2 separate regions of the Homo sapiens genome follow, and region 1 is linked to region 2. Evidence: read pairs that join two places in POLR2A ChIA-PET (ENCODE). Cell type or tissue: MCF 10A. All regions are shown on one strand. Links, peaks and the distances in the headings refer to the core of each region. The heading gives the core; the rest is flanking DNA.

What was found. ChIA-PET counts read pairs that join two places held together with the same protein. Peaks named below come from ENCODE experiments on the same cell type or tissue, not always from the same donor. Only the 100,000 strongest peaks of a DNase experiment are listed, where the experiment ranks them.
Region 1: POLR2A ChIA-PET joins it to region 2 with 22 read pairs; 7 of 35 experiments call an interaction of 5 or more read pairs at or near these places.

What each region holds. Positions count from the first base shown.
Region 1 is chr19:46,296,806-46,302,133 of GRCh38, forward strand. It overlaps HIF3A (hypoxia inducible factor 3 subunit alpha), which reads left to right and starts at 237. Exons shown (of 15, transcript NM_152795.4): 1 at 237-297. The coding sequence starts at 272. In MCF 10A, for the core only: no CTCF peak of the experiment used is centred there; DNase peaks (open chromatin) are centred at 2,346 and 4,196.
Region 2 is chr19:46,371,059-46,376,423 of GRCh38, forward strand. PPP5C (protein phosphatase 5 catalytic subunit) reads left to right here. Exons shown (of 13, transcript NM_006247.4): 3 at 4,546-4,693. Among named protein-coding and RNA genes, the nearest start is that of PPP5C, 27 kb to the left of the region's middle. In MCF 10A, for the core only: a CTCF peak has its summit at 1,953 (motif pointing right); DNase peaks (open chromatin) are centred at 2,023, 2,453 and 3,013.

The DNA.
Region 1 (5,328 bases), core at 1-5,000, 74 kb before region 2:
CCGACGGTGCGGGATACACTGCCGAGGAAGTCCGCGGCGAGGGGCGTGGTTGGGGGGTGTGTATTACACGGTATCCCCCCCTTGCCTTTCCAAGTCTTTCCCTCTGGTTCCGCCTCCTTTTCAGGAGTGACATACCGTTGCCCAATCAGAGCCTCAGGCCTGGCGTGGCACAGCCAACCGCGCGGCGTGGGGAGGAGCTGGGGAGGGGGCTCGCAAGGCCGGGGAGGGGGCTAGGGGCCTCCGAGGGCTCCGGAGCGGCGACTGGCGAGCCATGGCGCTGGGGCTGCAGCGCGCAAGGTACTGAAGTTCGGGGGCAGGAGTTCTGGGAATTGGGGGGCTCTCCTCCTGGAGACCCCTGAGCTGGATTGTTGGGGGGGGTGGGGTTCGCGGGTGCGAGCCAAGAACGCCCCGGGGCGCGCAGTTGGAGGCACATCCCCACCGCACTCTCCACCCTTAGGGACTGCAGGGGTGGGGGATTCCCTACGTCTCTGGCTGCCCCGCCCCTCTGGCCAAGAGCGGCTTCGGGGTTCCCGATTTCTCGCTACCCAAGGCTCATTTACCCTCCTGGTTGGGGGTGGAACTTGGGATTCCTGATAAATTAGGGGTGATTGCATTTGAGCAGTCCCCAGGCTTCTGCGGGAGATATTCGCCCTCCACATATTGATCCCTCTGGCCTCTGAACCCCCCAAAATTGAGGGTATTCTTTGCCACCAGGTGCCTGGGATCCTAGGTGATATGGGATACCCCTAAATGGAGCCTTCCCACATATAGGGAGTCCCTTGGAATGGCATTCAGCTCCTGAGTTCAAGAGAGGAGAGATCTCCTCTAATAGTATGCTTCCTGACACAGTCTCCTAAACATTGGGTTTCCCTAGAAATGGGCAGAGGGGAGCCCCTTTCAGAAGCCGTCTGGGACCCTTCCCAAGAGACTTTTTGTATCCTTTCAAAAGCCAGAGTCACCCCCTTAAATAACAGGGAAACAAGCTGGACCCACTTCCCAAAGTCCAGCCCCTCATCTCACCCCTGCACCCCCATCCTGAGAGACAGGGGAGCCTCATCCAAGCTTTATTTTGGGGAGACTCCATGGCAGGGTGCTGTGAGCCTGCAGGCTGTGATGGGAACGCCCCCTGCCGCAGTACTCAGATGGGGTCATCCCGGGCAGAGGGTGGGTTTCTGGGTTCACTTGCCCAGCAGGTGCAGCTCTGCTGGAACACAGGGGAACCTGTGCCCTGGGGCCGCTGCCGGGGGGTTTTATCTGGCCATGTTCCCATGGGACCCTGGAAAATGTTCTAGGTCCTCAGCTTTCCCTGTCCAATGTGAGGCACCCAGTAAGCCTCACCCCCTTCCCTCCTCCCTGGCTTCTCAGGCCTGATTGGATCCATGCACACCCCATGTTTCTAACCGCCCCCATCCTCTCCCCTGTCCCCTACTCTATTCCAGGCCCTGGCTCTGGGCCTAACAAGGAACTCTATCCCACCCCTTTTGGGCCAGCTGTCGTTCCGCCCCTCTCAGCGCCCCCTCCTGGCTGGGTGGGGGCCCCTCTTGGCTGAGCTCGGGTGCCCCCCCTCCCCACCCAAGGCCGGCCCTTTCCTGTGGAGTCATCTCACCGCCGTGCGCACCCACTCGTAACTCGCACCCGGGTCCTGGCTGCACCGCATCCCCTCCTGCACCCCCTGGATGGCCCTTCAGCCAACGGGGGCCTGGGCGATGGTGAGTGGGCCCCCAACACCTCCTTTCCCCCTTCCCTTCCTCTAGCTGGGGCTGGCTGCCATCCCACTGTGGCCAAGGATGCTCTTGGGAAGTCCCTGGTGGGTACGGCTTGCAGCCCAGAGTGCCCAGTGAGGTAGTATTCCCGGAGAAGATAGGATTTTGGGGACCAGCACCCTACCAGATTACCATGTCCTTGAGAACAGGCAGAGTCGGGGGGCAGAGAGACTCCCCCAGACCCCCATGCCAAGTCCCTTTGCAAACCCAAACCCTGCCTCTGGTCTCTCAGGACACCTCTCTGCAATGCCAAAAGGCATCCTTGCCCAGCTACAACCTAAACCCCCACCCACCAAATCCTCTGTGCTTTTCGTAAGACGCCCCCCCCCAATACCCAGCTGGGTGTCAGAATAGAAAAGCCCAGAAGTAGCCCTGAATGTGGGCAGGGACTGCCTGCTTTTATTATGCCTTCCTCATGGGTGGCAAATTCTTCAGGGCAGGGAAGAGGTGAACTTCTCTCCTTCCTGGTTGGAGGGGGGCACTGGGCCCCAACCCCCATTCTCAGGCCTCACCCTGAGCCCGCCAGGCCCTGGCCCCACCCCCTGTTCTTGGCTGGAACACGGAGGAAGGGTGGCAGGGTTCCAGCTGCACGTCCCAAGCTGGGCAGAGTGCCAGGGGGCTGGACCAGGGCTGGGCATGGGGCCAGCTGGGGCGATCTGGAGGCAGCAGGGGTGTGACGGGGGAAGGGACCGAGGCTGCTAGGCAAAAGAGGGGTGGGGCAGGGGCCTCTTGGGTGGGGGCCACACCTGCCAAGAGCACAGGGCCCAAAGACAGGGTTCAAATCCCATCTCACCCACTTCCTGGTGGTGTGGAATTGTGTCAGTGACTGCCGCTCTGAGCCTCACTTTCAGATCCTGGAAATACGGGCAGGCCGGGTGCGGTGGCTCAGGCCTGTTATTCCAGCACTTTGGGAGGCTGAGGTGGGCGGATTGCTTGAGTTCAAGACCAGCCTGGGCAACATGGCAAAATCTCATCTATACTAGAAGTAAGCAAATTAGCCAGGCATGGTGGTGAGTGTCTGTAGTCCCAGCTACTCAGGAGGCTGAGGTGGGAGGATGGCTTGAGCCTGAGGCAGAGGTTGTAATGAGCCAAGATCAGGCCACTGCACTCCAGCCTGGACAACACAGCCGGACCTTGTCGCAAAAAAAAAAAAAATAGAAAAATAGAAAAAAAAAAGAAAACTGGGTATCACACTCCCTTTCCACCACCCCAGATCAAGATGAGGAGCCAGTAGTGAGGAAGCAGACGGTGGGGGGCGGGACACCCAACAGGTGTGCCACAAACTGAGCTCAAGTCAGAGTAGACAGACCTGGCTTGAATCCTGTCTCTGCTACTAAAAGCTGTGTGGCTTCAGTTTCATCACCTCTTTGGGCCTGCTTCCTCATCCGGAAAATGGGGAAAGTCATTGCAGGAACATGGTCGGATTCACTGAGAAGTGGTTGAACATAGTTCAGTGTCAATGGAGGGCGCTGGGTTACTTGGGCTGGGGATGCCATTGCTCCAAATCTCAGTTTCTGCCTCTTTAAAAGGAGAGATCACTTCTCCTGCTCAATAGGGTAGTAGTAAGGACTTAATGGGTTCTCTAGCTCCGTGAGTGTTCAACACACCAATGCTATCATTATTACAGTATCACTGTTATTTAATCCTCCTTTTAAGATGCTTGTGTAAAAACCATGTATGTAATTGCATGCACACACCACACTATGGGGCGTGTAGAGTAATCCACAGGTTACTGTAAAGCCCAAGAAGCTCCTAAGCCCATGCTTTCCATCTCTGATACGCACAGAGGGAGAACAGTAAGTCTAACCTTGGCCGGGCGCGGTGGCTCATGCCTGTAATCCCAACATTTTGGGAGTCCGAGGCAGACAGATCACCTGAGGTCAGGAGTTCGAGACCAGCCTGGCCAACATAGTGAAACCCTGTCTCTACTAAAAATACAAAAATTACCCAGGCATGGTGGCAGGAGCCTGTAATCCCAGCTACTCAGGAAGCTGAGGCAGGAGAATCGCTTGAAACTGGGAGGCAGAGGTGACAGTGAGCCAAGATCAAGCCACTGCACTCCAGCCTGGGCAACAGAGCAAGATTACGTTCACACAGCTTATAAGCAGTCACACAGCTTGTAAGTAGTGGAGCTTGTAAGTAGTAGCTTATAAGTAGTGGAGTTGATAAGTAGTAGAGTCAGGATTGGAACCCTGAGCCAGAGGAACTAGCCCCCAGTCTGTGTAATGGGAAAGACCCACACTTCCCAGTAGAACATCCAGAGGGCAGGCTGGGAGCTGGAAGGAGGGTCCCTCCGCAGCCACCAGCTGGCTCCTTCTATGGAAGAAGCAGCCCAGCCACAGAGGATTACAGAGCCCAGCTGCCTGGGAGGTGGGGCACTGGCCCCACCTCCCTGCCAGTTCCCACTCCCTGTTCCCTGTCGGGCCCCCAGCTCCGTGAGGCCCTCTCGCCCCCACCCTCTGGGCAGGAAGACAAACAGGGCTGGAACAGAACAGGACGGAATGTCCTCTCAGGCAGGCAGGACTGAGGCCCCTGCCCCCACCAGCCAGGAAGGAGGGGACGGGGACAGGGGCCGTATCTCCCCTGCTCCAACCCTCCATCCAAACTGCCCCCTTCTGTGCCTCCCTCCCTGCTGTACTGAGGATTTTATTTTCCTTCTGTCTCCAGACAGGAAAATATCCCCTTGCCCTGGGGGGTGGGGCCGCAGGTCTCTTGCCTGAGGCTGGGGTTGATGCCACCCCAGAAGCACCCTCTGCTCTTGAATTTAAGAAGGGACAGTGTCCCCTCCTAGAGGTTCTGCTTCCCTCGGATGGGTCCCAAGGAGGGGATGAGAAAAAGCCTGAAGACTGGAAACTCACCGCCCAGATTCAAATCCCAGCTCAGCCAGTTGTTGGCTTTGGGGCTTCTTGGGCAAGGACTTCACCTTTCAGAAGCTGTTTCCCCACTGTAAAGTGGAAGTTTAAAATGCCCCCCTCCGCCGGGCATGGTGGCTCACGCCTGTAATCCCAGCACTTTGGGAGGCTGAGGTGGGCAGATCACTTGAGGTCAAGAGTTCGAGAGCAGCCTGGCCAACATAGCGAAACCCCGTCTCTACTAAAAATACAAAAATTAGCCGGGCGTGGTGGCAGATGTCTGTAATCCCAGCTACTCGGGAGGCTGAGGCAGGAGAATTGAACCCGGCAGGCGGAGGCTGCAGTGAGCCAAGATCGTGCCATTATACTCCAGCCTGGCTGACACAGTGAAACTCCGTCTCAAAAAAAAAAAAAAATTAAAAATTAAAAATTAAAAAATAAATAAAAAATGAAATGGCTCCCTCCTAGGGGTCCCCTGAGGATTGGATGAATACATGTAGAATATATAGTACAGTGGCAAGCACATAAATGCTTAGCAAATGACAGCTGCCTATTACTAATAGTAATATTTATCAATATAAATGTAGATGAGACTATATATACCATATACTACACTAGATTATATATACAATATAGTAGATGTAACACATCATATAATAATTTTTTATTTTGCCTATTTTTGTTAATTTGTTTTTTGTCTTTTTTTTGTTTTT
Region 2 (5,365 bases), core at 170-5,169:
CATTAGTTCTGTCTCTCTGGAGAACCCTGACTCTCATGATGGATGTCCCTCACGGGGTCCTTTTCCGGAAGACACCACCTATGTTCTTTCCTGTCTATGCTTGGAACTTGGGTGCAAACCTAGGCCGGATCTGGGGGACTCCCTCTGTGCTCCCTGGCCCTTCCTGGGATCTCCTGATTTTTGTTCTGTGGCTTTGGGTTCCTTACATCAGAGTCCAGCACAGTCAGTTAGAAATGCGTGTTGCCTTGCAAGCGGATACTAGTGCCTGTACACCTACAGCATGGATCTGTGAAAGTAACAGGAATAGTCACAACCACTATTTCATCCAGCGCTCGCCAGGGCCCAGGGTGTGACCTTCATGCAGTAATATAACTCATTTCATCTTCACGGCTACCCTGCGCAGTGGAGACTCTCTTTGTCCCTGGTTTATAGGTGAGGAAACCAAGGCCCAGAGGGTAGCTCACTCCACTGAGGTTGCACAGCCAGGAGGTGGCAGCTTTGTCCCAGAGTCAGGCCATAAGCAGGGCAGGCGCAGCGGGTCCGAGTTTCTCGGCACAGCACTCACCCTTAGCTCAGGCAGTGCACCTTGGTGGTCTCTCTGACTTATTATACAGAGAATGCTGGGTATGACTTGCCAAACTCATTCACCAGAAACTAACCCACTAGGGTAAAAACCCTTATGTCAGGCTTCAGGCTGTCACTAGCAGCGGCATTTCCTGCCCTGGAAACCTGACTTCCCCCAGCTGCCTGCATGCCTCAGGCAGGCACGGCTCCCTTCTGGGCTGCTGCTCATTGTCTGCATGTTGGAGATATTCAGAATGCCCTGTTACACCTTGTACTGTGGGTCCACTCCATGTGGGATCTTGATGCTGCTCTATAATCCCTCACCCTTAGTTTTAAAACCCAAGCAGTTCTGAAGAACAGTTGTTCTGGTAAGTTTGGGCAGCTCGTTCAGTGGCAAAACCTGACCTGAACTACTAAGAAGCTGCTGATGGTCTTGATTACTCTCCAGTGGCATGTCTGGAGGTTTTGCTGCAGAAATGGCCGTGTATGTGCTTGTGATTACTAGGTACTGCCTTGGACCTGCTGGGGGTGTCCTATGATAGAGCATGTACACAAAATCATGTGGGTTTTTTTGTATTGTTTTGTTTTGGTTTTTTTTTGAGACAGAATCTCACTGTGTTACCCAGGCTGGAGTGTGATGGCACAATCATGACTCACTGCAGCCTTACCTGGGCTCAAGCAATCCTCCCACCTCAGCCCCCCAAAGTAGCTGGGACTACAGGCATGCACCACCATACCTGGCTAGCTTTTTGTTGTTGTTGTTATTTTTTTCTAGAGATAGGGACTCACTATGTTGTCCAGGCTGGTCTTGAACTCCTGAGCTCAAGTGATCCTCCCACCTCAGCCTCCCACAGTGGTGGGATTATAGGTGTGAGCCACCACACCCGGCCATCTACCAAATCACCTTACTAAAATCCAAAAAATTCCCAATCCCCAAATACACGCAGCCCCCAGGGCTTCTTCGGGGATTGTGAACCTGTGTTACCATTTCACCAGCTCCAGACATCATTACCCATGAGTACTCGCTGACGAAGATAATGCTTTTAGAAACAACTTGTTTACTTAGCACTGTGGATTCACCTGCAGTTGTAAGAAGTAATGCAGAAATCCCAGTTTTCCCTAAAGGTATATCTGGCATAACTACATAAATATCACAGTCAGAATACTGACCTTGATACAATCCAACTGCCACTTTAAAAAAAAAGTTCAGTGTGAAGTTCTGACCCGGTGGGCCTTCAGGAGCTGAGTCCCTTCTGGTCTGGACTGAATGACCTTCCTCAGGAGCAGGAGCCCAGCAGGGCATCTTCACTGTCCCAGCTAGACCTTGCGTGTCGCAGCAGCTACAGTAGCAGCAGGCCTTGGGATGAGCACTTGCCTGCTGCTGCCTGGCATTAAGTTCTCACGACAATCCTCCAGGGGGTGCTGGCACCACCCCTACTTTCTAGAAACTGAGGGAGGCTTGAGATGTGAGGCCGCCTGTCCTGGCAGGCCTGGATTCAGACCCAGGAGGCCTAGTCCCAGAGCCCAGGCTCATAACCACTGCCCCACGCTGCCTCCCTGGAGGGCATGCAGTGTGCCCCAGGGACGAGAGGCCCAGGCAGGGAGGGGAGGTGGTGGAAGGGGAGCCCATCCCAGCGTGCATAGCGGAAATCAGGAGCCTGGGCTTTGGCGCAGTTTCGCCTGGGAGAGAAGGGAATCCTGGCTTCCTGGGTGGGTGACTTCACCTCCCCGGGCCTTGGTTTTCTTGTCTGTCAGATGAGGATTGTGAAAACACTGCCATGTAGAGGTGCATGGAGGATAAATGAGCAAGTGAATTGCTTACACAATATTAGGCACATAGTAAGTGCTCTAGAAGTGAGCTGTGTATTATTATTGTTGCCGCTGCCACTGTTGGTATTCCCACTCCCTTTCTCCTCCCTGCGCTGTCATTGTTTGCCTTCATCTGCCTTCCCAGCCCGCCCACCCCTGGAGAACAGGAGACTGGCGGGGAGGAAATGCTCAGTCACTCATTCATTTCTTTGGAGAAAGGGGGGAAGGGAAATTCATTGACTGCTGCACGCACAGCTATGGCTGAGCCTCAGCCCTGCCCTCACAGGGCCACCTTCCAGCGGGGTGGACAGACCGGTTCCGAACCAGCAGGGCTCACGGCTGGAACAAGGGAGCCCAGGGGCCTTTGGGAGCCCAGAGGGGGTGCCTGACCCAGCCTCTGGGGCTTCCTAGAGGAGGGATCAGTGGGGCTGAGACCTGGAGGAGGAGCTGGAGGTGCAAATGAGGTGCTCTGGGCAGAGGCAGCCTGCATAAAGGCCTGGAGCCAGCATGCCGGGGACATGAGTGGTCTGGCTGGGAGGTATAGAGGGGTGGGAGGAGCCGCATGGGCCAGGCCACATGCTGGTTTGGATGCCAGCCGGGTGTGGGCACATAACCACTCCTCATTGGGAAGGATGCCAGGGGCTGCCTGGCACTGTCTTCCTCCCCTGCCTTACACCCACCCACAGCCCAGGTGGAGCTGCCTGGCAGGGTGCCCTAGGCCTGCCCAGACAGGGAGGAGGCCGTGGCCTGCTGGGCCTGGGCTCTTCTCACCCCGCTTGGCGCACACACCTGTTTCCAGCATGGATGAGCCTCACCCCCTGCTTCTGTCACACCAACCTGCAGGGGTCAGTGGGTGTCTCTGTGGAGGTTTCTGAGTCACGCTGCCAGGCTTTCCACCAGAGGCCACCCCTGCTCCTTGAGGGCCGGCCCTGGGACCTCCCAGTCTGTCCTCTGGCACAGGAGATACGGGGGTCTGCTCCTGGGGAGGCTAAGGATGGTGGGCAGGTCAGACGGGGGTCTACGTGACTAAACAGGTGAAGTCACTTGCCCAAAGTCACATGGCAAGTAAGTAGCAGAGCCAGGATCTGAATCCAGCCCCCAAATCCAGTCTGCTTTTCAGGTTAGAAGATCAGAGTTTGCAGGAATCGGGGTAAATAAGGTTGCGGGGATAGGGCTCCTTTCACTGGGAACTTGCTATGTCCCAAAGCTGAACGCCCCATGCCTATTGTGTATGATCTGGTCATCAGCGCAGCAGCCCCAGAAGGGGGACCGTGAAGAGCAGTGGGCGCCCACGTGGAGTTTCCTTTCACCTGGCACCACTGTGCAGGGTTCACAAGCATTCACCCATGCAGCTCTCCCAGTGGCCCTCTTGAGGGAGATATATATGGTTCTCAGTCCCACCTCAGAGAGAAACTGAGCCACAGAGAGGCAGACTCACCTGCCTGAGGTCACCCAGCTCATGACTTGCAGAGCTGGGATTTGAACCCGGTCTCAGGGATCTGTGACCCTCAGTTCCTCTCTTCAGTGGACAAAACAGGGAAATCTTTTGTCCTGGGCCTCCCCAGAGTGTGAGGGAGGGAAGTAACAGCACTCGGTGCTGCTGCCCACCTGCCCCTGCTGCATGCCGGGCCCCCTGTGTTACTTATTCCTTCCCACAGCCCTGGCAGGGGAGCCCTGTGTCACCTCCCTGTTAGAGATTAGGTAACCTGGGCTTGGGGAGTCCATGTCGTCCAGCAAGTCATTGGCCCTTTGTGTGAGTCTGGGCTGTTCTGTGACCGTAGACCCAGCCGGGCCCTTCCTCTCATGCTCCGCCACCTTGGTAGTCACGATAGTAGCATCAGGACCTGTGCTTGGGATGCTGCTCACCCCACAGGGATTCTCACAGGGCACCTGAAGCTGAGCCCGCAGTCCTCAGACAGGCAGTTGTTTGATTTTAGCGCGCTCATAGCTAAGATTGATGAAGTGCACCCATGCGGGCAGCTTTGCTGTGCCCAGTTTTGGGGTGCAGAAACCAAGGCTCGGCAGTTAAATACGTCTAGGGTTGCACCATCAGCACCTGGCGCCCAGGCGGTCTGACTTCCACTTTCATGGAACCCAGGGCTGGGCAGCCTGGGGGCAACCGCTGTGCCCCCACCTCAGCCTCAGTGTGCACGCCCCTTCCCTCCCACCCAGGTGGTCAAGGTGAAGCCCCATGACAAGGATGCCAAAATGAAATACCAGGAGTGCAACAAGATCGTGAAGCAGAAGGCCTTTGAGCGGGCCATCGCGGGCGACGAGCACAAGCGCTCCGTGGTGGACTCGCTGGACATCGAGAGCATGAGTGAGTCAGGCCTGGATGCTCCACGCTCCAGCCCAGAACATTCCACACGGGCCTTCTCCATTCCCTGGGGGTGGGGTTGGGCTCAGGGGTGGCCCCTTGTTCTGTCCCCAGGCTGGTGTCTGTCGCTCCTCTGCCTGTGTTCCAGGGCGCTCCATCCACAGCCCAAAGCTGGGCCTCACGCTTCCCAGTGAGCGAGATTGGAGAGCCATGGTCCCCCTGCCATTTCACGGGCCCTTCCTCCGGGTAGTAGCACAGTCCCCACAGGCTGTGTCTGATTCACCTCTAGGTGCTGAGAAGATCCAAGGGATTGTTGTGGATCATCCCACAGATGATTATTGAGCATCTCCTATGTGCCCGGCACTGTCCTAGGCACTAGGGGTACAGCTATGAACAAAACCCTTCCTGTCCACATGGAGCCGATATTCTAGGAGGGAGATAAGATGATGAATAAGTCATGAAATGAATAGTGCTAAGTGCCATAAAACTGAATAGAGTAAAGGGGGGTGGGTGAAGGAAGACAGGGAGGTCAGGAAGAGGCCTCTGGGCCAGACCTGACCCAGGAGGGGACTCTTCACTCACTCTGTCCCGCTCTCGACCTGTGTGTCCACACCCAAGTTTTCCCCATCCCTGGGAGCGAGACCCCCTTCTCCCTCATAGTGGCTGTGGTCACTG